Linked DNA regions of Homo sapiens: region 2 is linked to region 1. Evidence: chromatin loops called from intact Hi-C (ENCODE). Cell type or tissue: heart left ventricle. All regions are shown on one strand. Each heading gives the region's core, and the rest is flanking DNA. Links, peaks and the distances in the headings are about the cores only.

Evidence for each region. Hi-C counts contacts between places; a loop is a spot of excess contacts. Peaks named below come from ENCODE experiments on the same cell type or tissue, not always from the same donor. Only the 100,000 strongest peaks of a DNase experiment are listed, where the experiment ranks them.
Region 2: it touches region 1 in a loop (2.2-fold over the local background); 2 of 110 quality-filtered maps call a loop at or near these places.

What each region holds. Positions count from the first base shown.
Region 1 is chr15:59,436,762-59,439,669 of GRCh38, reverse strand. It overlaps FAM81A (family with sequence similarity 81 member A), which reads right to left and starts at 1,484. Exons shown (of 9, transcript NM_152450.3): 1 at 1,388-1,484. RefSeq lists a silencer at 1,257-1,786. In heart left ventricle, for the core only: no CTCF peak of the experiment used is centred there; DNase peaks (open chromatin) are centred at 1,239, 1,669 and 2,379; H3K4me3 peaks cover 1,820 bases; H3K27ac peaks cover 669 bases.
Region 2 is chr15:59,245,861-59,248,768 of GRCh38, reverse strand. All of the region lies in intron 4 of MYO1E (myosin IE), which reads left to right. Among named protein-coding and RNA genes, the nearest start is that of LDHAL6B, 40 kb to the right of the region's middle. In heart left ventricle, for the core only: a CTCF peak has its summit at 1,217 (motif pointing left); no DNase peak of the experiment used is centred there.

The DNA.
Region 1 (2,908 bases), core at 162-2,661:
TTATTCATTAGCATTGGAAACTGTGTCTTCCCAACCCACGTTCTTATACAGATGAAATCAGATTCGAATGAAAATCAAGGGTAGCTTTAAGTAGAAAGTCAGAAGGGGCAACCAGGGGTACCTGTGAGAGGGTACGTCCTCCATTCCCCTCCGTGGAAGAGGGAAGTTTATAGACAGTGGATATGGAAGGGGGCCTAAGTGTCCTTTTTAGTACCAGTCAACGCTAAAAATATTATAAGTGCCAAGGAACCCGCCCCCCCCAACACACACACACACACATACACACACGCGCATTCAGTGACAGGGCCCAGAAGGCAGATACAATGTGCAAATCTGGGGATGGTTCTCAATAAAGAATATATTTACTCTACAAACCTCTTATTTTAAAAGCAAGTTGCAAATGTTTGCCCTTGCTTCTGAGAGAGCTGCACTTTTGTGGATTCGAATCATTCTAGCATTATTTCTGGTTACTCCTATGAAATAATTTCCAACACTGCCGTACGCAGACTTTGAGCTGAGGACGAGAGCGCACGCGCACACACGCACACACACACACGCGCGCACACACACACATAAACCTCGTGCACATTGAAGAAATGACTCACTTAATTTGCTGCTGCCTGCCACGATTGGGTTTTGATTTTACCTGTTCAAATACAAAGTTTCCTATTAGATTAACTACAGGAAAGAAGAACTTAGGAGCATTAATCCTGATTTTGTTCATGTCTTTAGGGCACCAAAGAGGTTTTAACCTGTGCATCTTAAGAAGCCATTCTCCGGACCACCGACTGCTTGCTCCATAATCTTCCAGACAACGATAACATTTCTTACCACTTTAGGAGCCAATTAATGGAAACCCCTCCTAGAATAAACATGGTTAAGCTTTGCATCTCCGGTACCTGCAGAACCGTACTTTAGGGCTCTTTCTCAGCTCGCAGTAGGATGGCACAACAGCATTCTGGAACTGCAAAGACCCCCTAGCCTCTCGTTTGAAAGATGAGAAAAAGCGAAGGGGCGGAAGAGCAGATGGTTAACCTACCCAAGGTCACTCACTCTGAGTAGTGGGTCGGCTGACTCGCCTTTACCCCTGGCAATCCGTGCACCACCCCAGCTCCCCCAAACAGTCCCTCCGGGCGTCGGTTGGTTCGCTAGCATGCAGCCCCCGCGAAAATGCAACGCCAGTTGCGCTCTGTGCCCAACTTCAGCCCTTCGCGTCACATGCAGTTAACCCTCTCGCCCGCGGCATGTCACATGGGCCACGCGCAGCTCTCTCTACCCCACGCCTATCTCCTGAGAGGCTGCCCCAAGGTCACCGGCCGTCCCAGAGAGCTCCCGCCGCCCAGCCCCAGAGGCCGCCCGGCCGGGGTTCCCAGAGCGCGGCACTCACCGGCGCGGGGGGTGGGCGCGCCGCGGCTGCCCATGTCCTCGCCGGCGCGGCTGGGTGCGGCGGCCGCTGGCGCTGGCTGAGCAGGGCGCCCGGCTGCGGGCCCGCGCCGCGGGGAGCGCCGTCCAATCAGCGCGCGCCTGCCGCCTGGCCCGGCGCGCGGCCCGGCCGGGTTCGCGGCTCCCGGGGGGCGCGAGCCGCCGCGCGCCGCCGGAGCCGCTTCCGGGCGCGTTGCCTGGACGCGGTTGCCGTGGCAGCCCGAGCTGGAGGCTTTCCCCGCGCACCCGCGCCCAGCCTGGCGGCGCCGCCCCTCCTCCCTCCTCGTTCCCACACCCAAAATAGCCTCTGCTCGTCGCTGCTGTTTCCCACAGAGCTCGCATCCAAGCGCCTTGGAGTTGGCGGGCGGGGATTTCGCTCATTGGAAAATAAATCCTGTTGTAGGGATGGTTGATTTGGAGAGGTGTTGAAATGGTGCCTGACGGAGATCATAGCCATGGTGGTGGCACTGCAATTCTCTCTAGAGCCCCAATATACCTTATTTACTAAACCGCTTTCCCACAAAAATAGTTCTCTCCCCCGCCCCACCTCAAATTGGGGAGAAGTTATTTGATTAGGCCACGGTGACGCCCCACCTGTGCAGGTGAACGAACCCTCCGGGGCTGCCATGTGTCATTTACTGAATCGCCTTGACACCTGCAGTTGGGACCCAGGATCGTGTCTCATCGCAGCAGACACGACGAGAAGAAGAACCCCGAACACCCCTCCTCTTCCCAGCCCTTTCTTCTCCCGTCAGCTTCATCCCCTCCCAGCGCGTCCTGGCTCTTTCCACCTTCCTCTCGATTTTGGATTCTCATCAGGACGCACAAGCCCATTCACTCATAATTGTGCTTCCTCTCGGTGGGCAGGATTTCAGCGGAGTTGCGGGGGACACGACCTTTGCCTCATCTGGTTCGTGCCTCCTTCGCAGATACTGGTACTTACCCAGCACAGGGGCTCCTGTCTGTCTCCCCCACCCCGCCCCAGCCTGAGCCCTTCCAACCCAGGGGAAGGAGCCCGACATGGTAGAAGAGCCCGAACTGTGGATTCGGCTGAGCGGTTTTGGAATTCTCTCTCCGGCAGCATTATTATTTAGGGGCTATTAGTATTAAGGACTGTTATTTGTGTGTGATCTTTGAAATATTTGTGGGTATTCTGCGACTGTTTCCTCACCAGTAAAACGGGCTAATAACTTCCACAAAGCGCTAACGCATCTGTAACATTCATTCAGCCAACAGTATCTATTGGATGGCTGCCAAGTGCTAGAAACTATGCTTAGCCCTGAGACACAATGGTGAAGATGAAAAAGAGACACATCACTTTCTGATCCCACAGAGCTTAGAGCCTGACGAGCATTCATCAAATAATCACAGACACATGTTAACACTGCCGTTGTGACCAGGAGAGTAATGGCCTTGAGTCTTGTGATGTGTAGATCTGGTATAACAGCATCTCTTTAGTGCTGCAAAAGCTCAATGATTATTCTTT
Region 2 (2,908 bases), core at 277-2,776, 190 kb after region 1:
GGTGTTGCTCTAGTCTGCAGAACAGTCTTTTTACTTGGAGAAAACCCCCCATCTCTGCTGTTTACTTTCCTGTCCTGACTCTGCTGTAAGTCAACCCCCTTTCATTAACCTACACTCTCTCCTGCCAAGCCCTGATGTCTATTAGGCCAACTTCTAGTAAGGAATAAACACCTGGGGTTGACCTTGGATATTTCCTATGCCTTCCTCCTCAGCCCACTGGCAGACAAATCAGGAAGAGTGGCTTCTATGGATGCTAACTTTTTTTTTTTTTTTTTTTTTTTTGAGATGGAGTCTCACCCTGTCGTTCAGGCTGGAGTTCAGTGGTGTGATCTCGGCTCACTGCAACCTCCATCCCCCCGGGTTCAAGCGATTCTCCTGCCTCAGCATCCCAAGTAGCTGGGACTACAGGCGCCCACCACCTTGCCTGGCTAATTTTTTTGTATTTTTAGTAGAGACAGGGTTTCACCATGTTGGCCAGGCTGGTTATGAGCTCCAGACCTCAAGTGATCCACCTGCCTTGGCCGCCCAAAATGCTAGGATTACAGTTATGAGCCACCGCACCCGGCCTATAGATGCTAATTTTATCTACCATGCCTTGTGTTCACTAATTTATCTTTTTTTTTTTTTTTTTTTTTTTTTTTGAGACGGAGTCTCATTCTGTCACCCAAGCTGGAGTGCAGTGGCACACTCTTGGCTCACCACAACCTGTGCTTCCTGGGTTCAAGTGATTCTCTTGCCTCAGCCTTCTGAGTAGCTGGGATTACAGGGGTGTGCCATGACACCTGGCTAATTTTTTGTTTGTATTTTTTAGTATAGAAGGGGTTTCGCCCTGTTGGCCAGGCTGGTCTTGAACCCCTGACCTCAAGTGATCTGCCTGCCTCAGCCTCCCAAAGTGCTCTGATTATAGGCGTGAGCTGCCATGGCTGGCCTAGGTTCACCAATTTAACTTTCTAGGGATAAGTATTTCTGATTCCTGAATTGCCTTACTAGTTCAGTGGCTCTACAGATATGTAGGCTCCACCTCCAGAGATTCTGTTTCAACTGATTTGTGGTGGCCTTGGAGCATTAATACCTTTTTTCAAGCTCCCCCAGCTCACTCTGCTTAAAAGCCAGGGCTAAGGCTCTTGAAATCCTGATTTCAGGTCACCTCTTGCTGTTAGCACCATCAGACCCCGCAAGATAGACTTCCTGAGTGCCTGCCCTCTGCTGGTTGCTTTCGTATAGGTTGTCTCTTAATCCTTACCACTCTGTTGGCATTGTTTTTTGAAGCTGCATCTAAAAAATGAGGCTTAAGAGAATTCCAAGATCCAAAACTAGTAGATGGCAGAGCCTCTATTTGAATTTAGCCCTGTCTGACTTCAAACCTTATGCACTTTCTTTATACCTATTAGCAGTGATGTCTCTCTAGGTCTCAAATTTCCCATATTTTAATGGAGATGTAATAGCTACCATATACCATAGGACAGAGGTCAGGACAGGTTCGCCAGGTTAGTTACCCCTGGACTTGAGCTCCTAGGATTAAAGTCTCTCACTCTGTCCCCACAAATACAGGTGCTTTTTTATTTTAGTTTTTGAAAAAGAGTCTCGCTCTGTCACCTAGGCTGGAGTGCAGTGGCACAATTTCAACACACTGCAACCTCCGCCTCTCAGGCTCAAGCGATCCTCCCACCTCAGCCTCGCGAGTAGCTGGGACCACAGATGCGCACCATCATGCCTGGCTAATTTTTAAATTTTTTGTAGCGACAGGGTCTTCTTATGTTGCCCAGGCTGGACTCAGGTGCTTTTTAAAACTAACCCTTTGTCATTGTTGGCCGTGATGCTCTCTGCATACCCAGGAGGATGATGATTGGGCTTGTCATCAACGGAGGATAAATGACGCACAGACTTAGTTAACAGAAGAACATGACCTTATTGACACATTAGCTTTGATTTCTTACCAAGAGGTGAAGATGCATTTATACACCAAATGGCCATACCTGGGCAGTTTCTGTATTTTACCTGACTTGTTATCCAGTGGATTTGTCTGGGGGCCAGAGCTCAGTCTTCCCCTTCTTTTCATGGTTCTCTATGGCCTATTTCTATATTATAGCAGGCCTCTGAGCAGAGACATGATAGCACTGACACCTGGTTCAAAAAGATAAGGTTATTGGTAGAAAAGAGATGGGATGTTGAGGGAATATGGAAATCTATTGCAGCAGTGAGGGCCTGACCTGAGTTAGAAAGGCGAGGAGGAAGCCGACGTATGACTTTCAGTAAGCCTGTAAAGAAATAAAGGAATGGGCAAGTGTGAAGGTAGACTCTGGGCAGTGCCAACAGAAAAATGCAACAGCAATAGCTACATTAGCATCATTAAGAATGATAGTGAAGCTGGGCATGGTGGCTCACGCCTGTAATCCCAGCAGGTGGGCAGATCACCTGAGGTCAGGAGTTCGAGACCAGCCTGGCCAACATGGTGAAACCCCATCTCTACTAAAAATATAAAAATTAGCTGGGTGTGGTGGCAGGCACCTGTAATCCCAGCTACTTGGAAAGCTGAGGCAGGAGAATCACTTGAACCCAGGAGGCAGAGGTTGCAGTGAGCCAAGATGGCACCACTGCACTCCAGCCTGGATGACAGAGCAAGACTCTATCTCAAAAAATAAAAAAAGATTAAAAATTTAAAAAATTTAAAAAAAGAATGATAATGAGCACCTGAAGGCTTGGTAGGTACCTGTGAGCCCAGTAAATGAGCCACCCATATCTGCTTAGCTCATTAATCTGTTCTCCAAAATCCAGAATTTGGATTTGTGCATTAAAACCACATATGTGATACCTTTGGATGTCAAGAGACATCTCTGCAAATCTGTTTAACAAAAAGGTCATGATGTGGTAAAGGAAGAACTGGCAAGCTTTGTTCATGATCTCTACC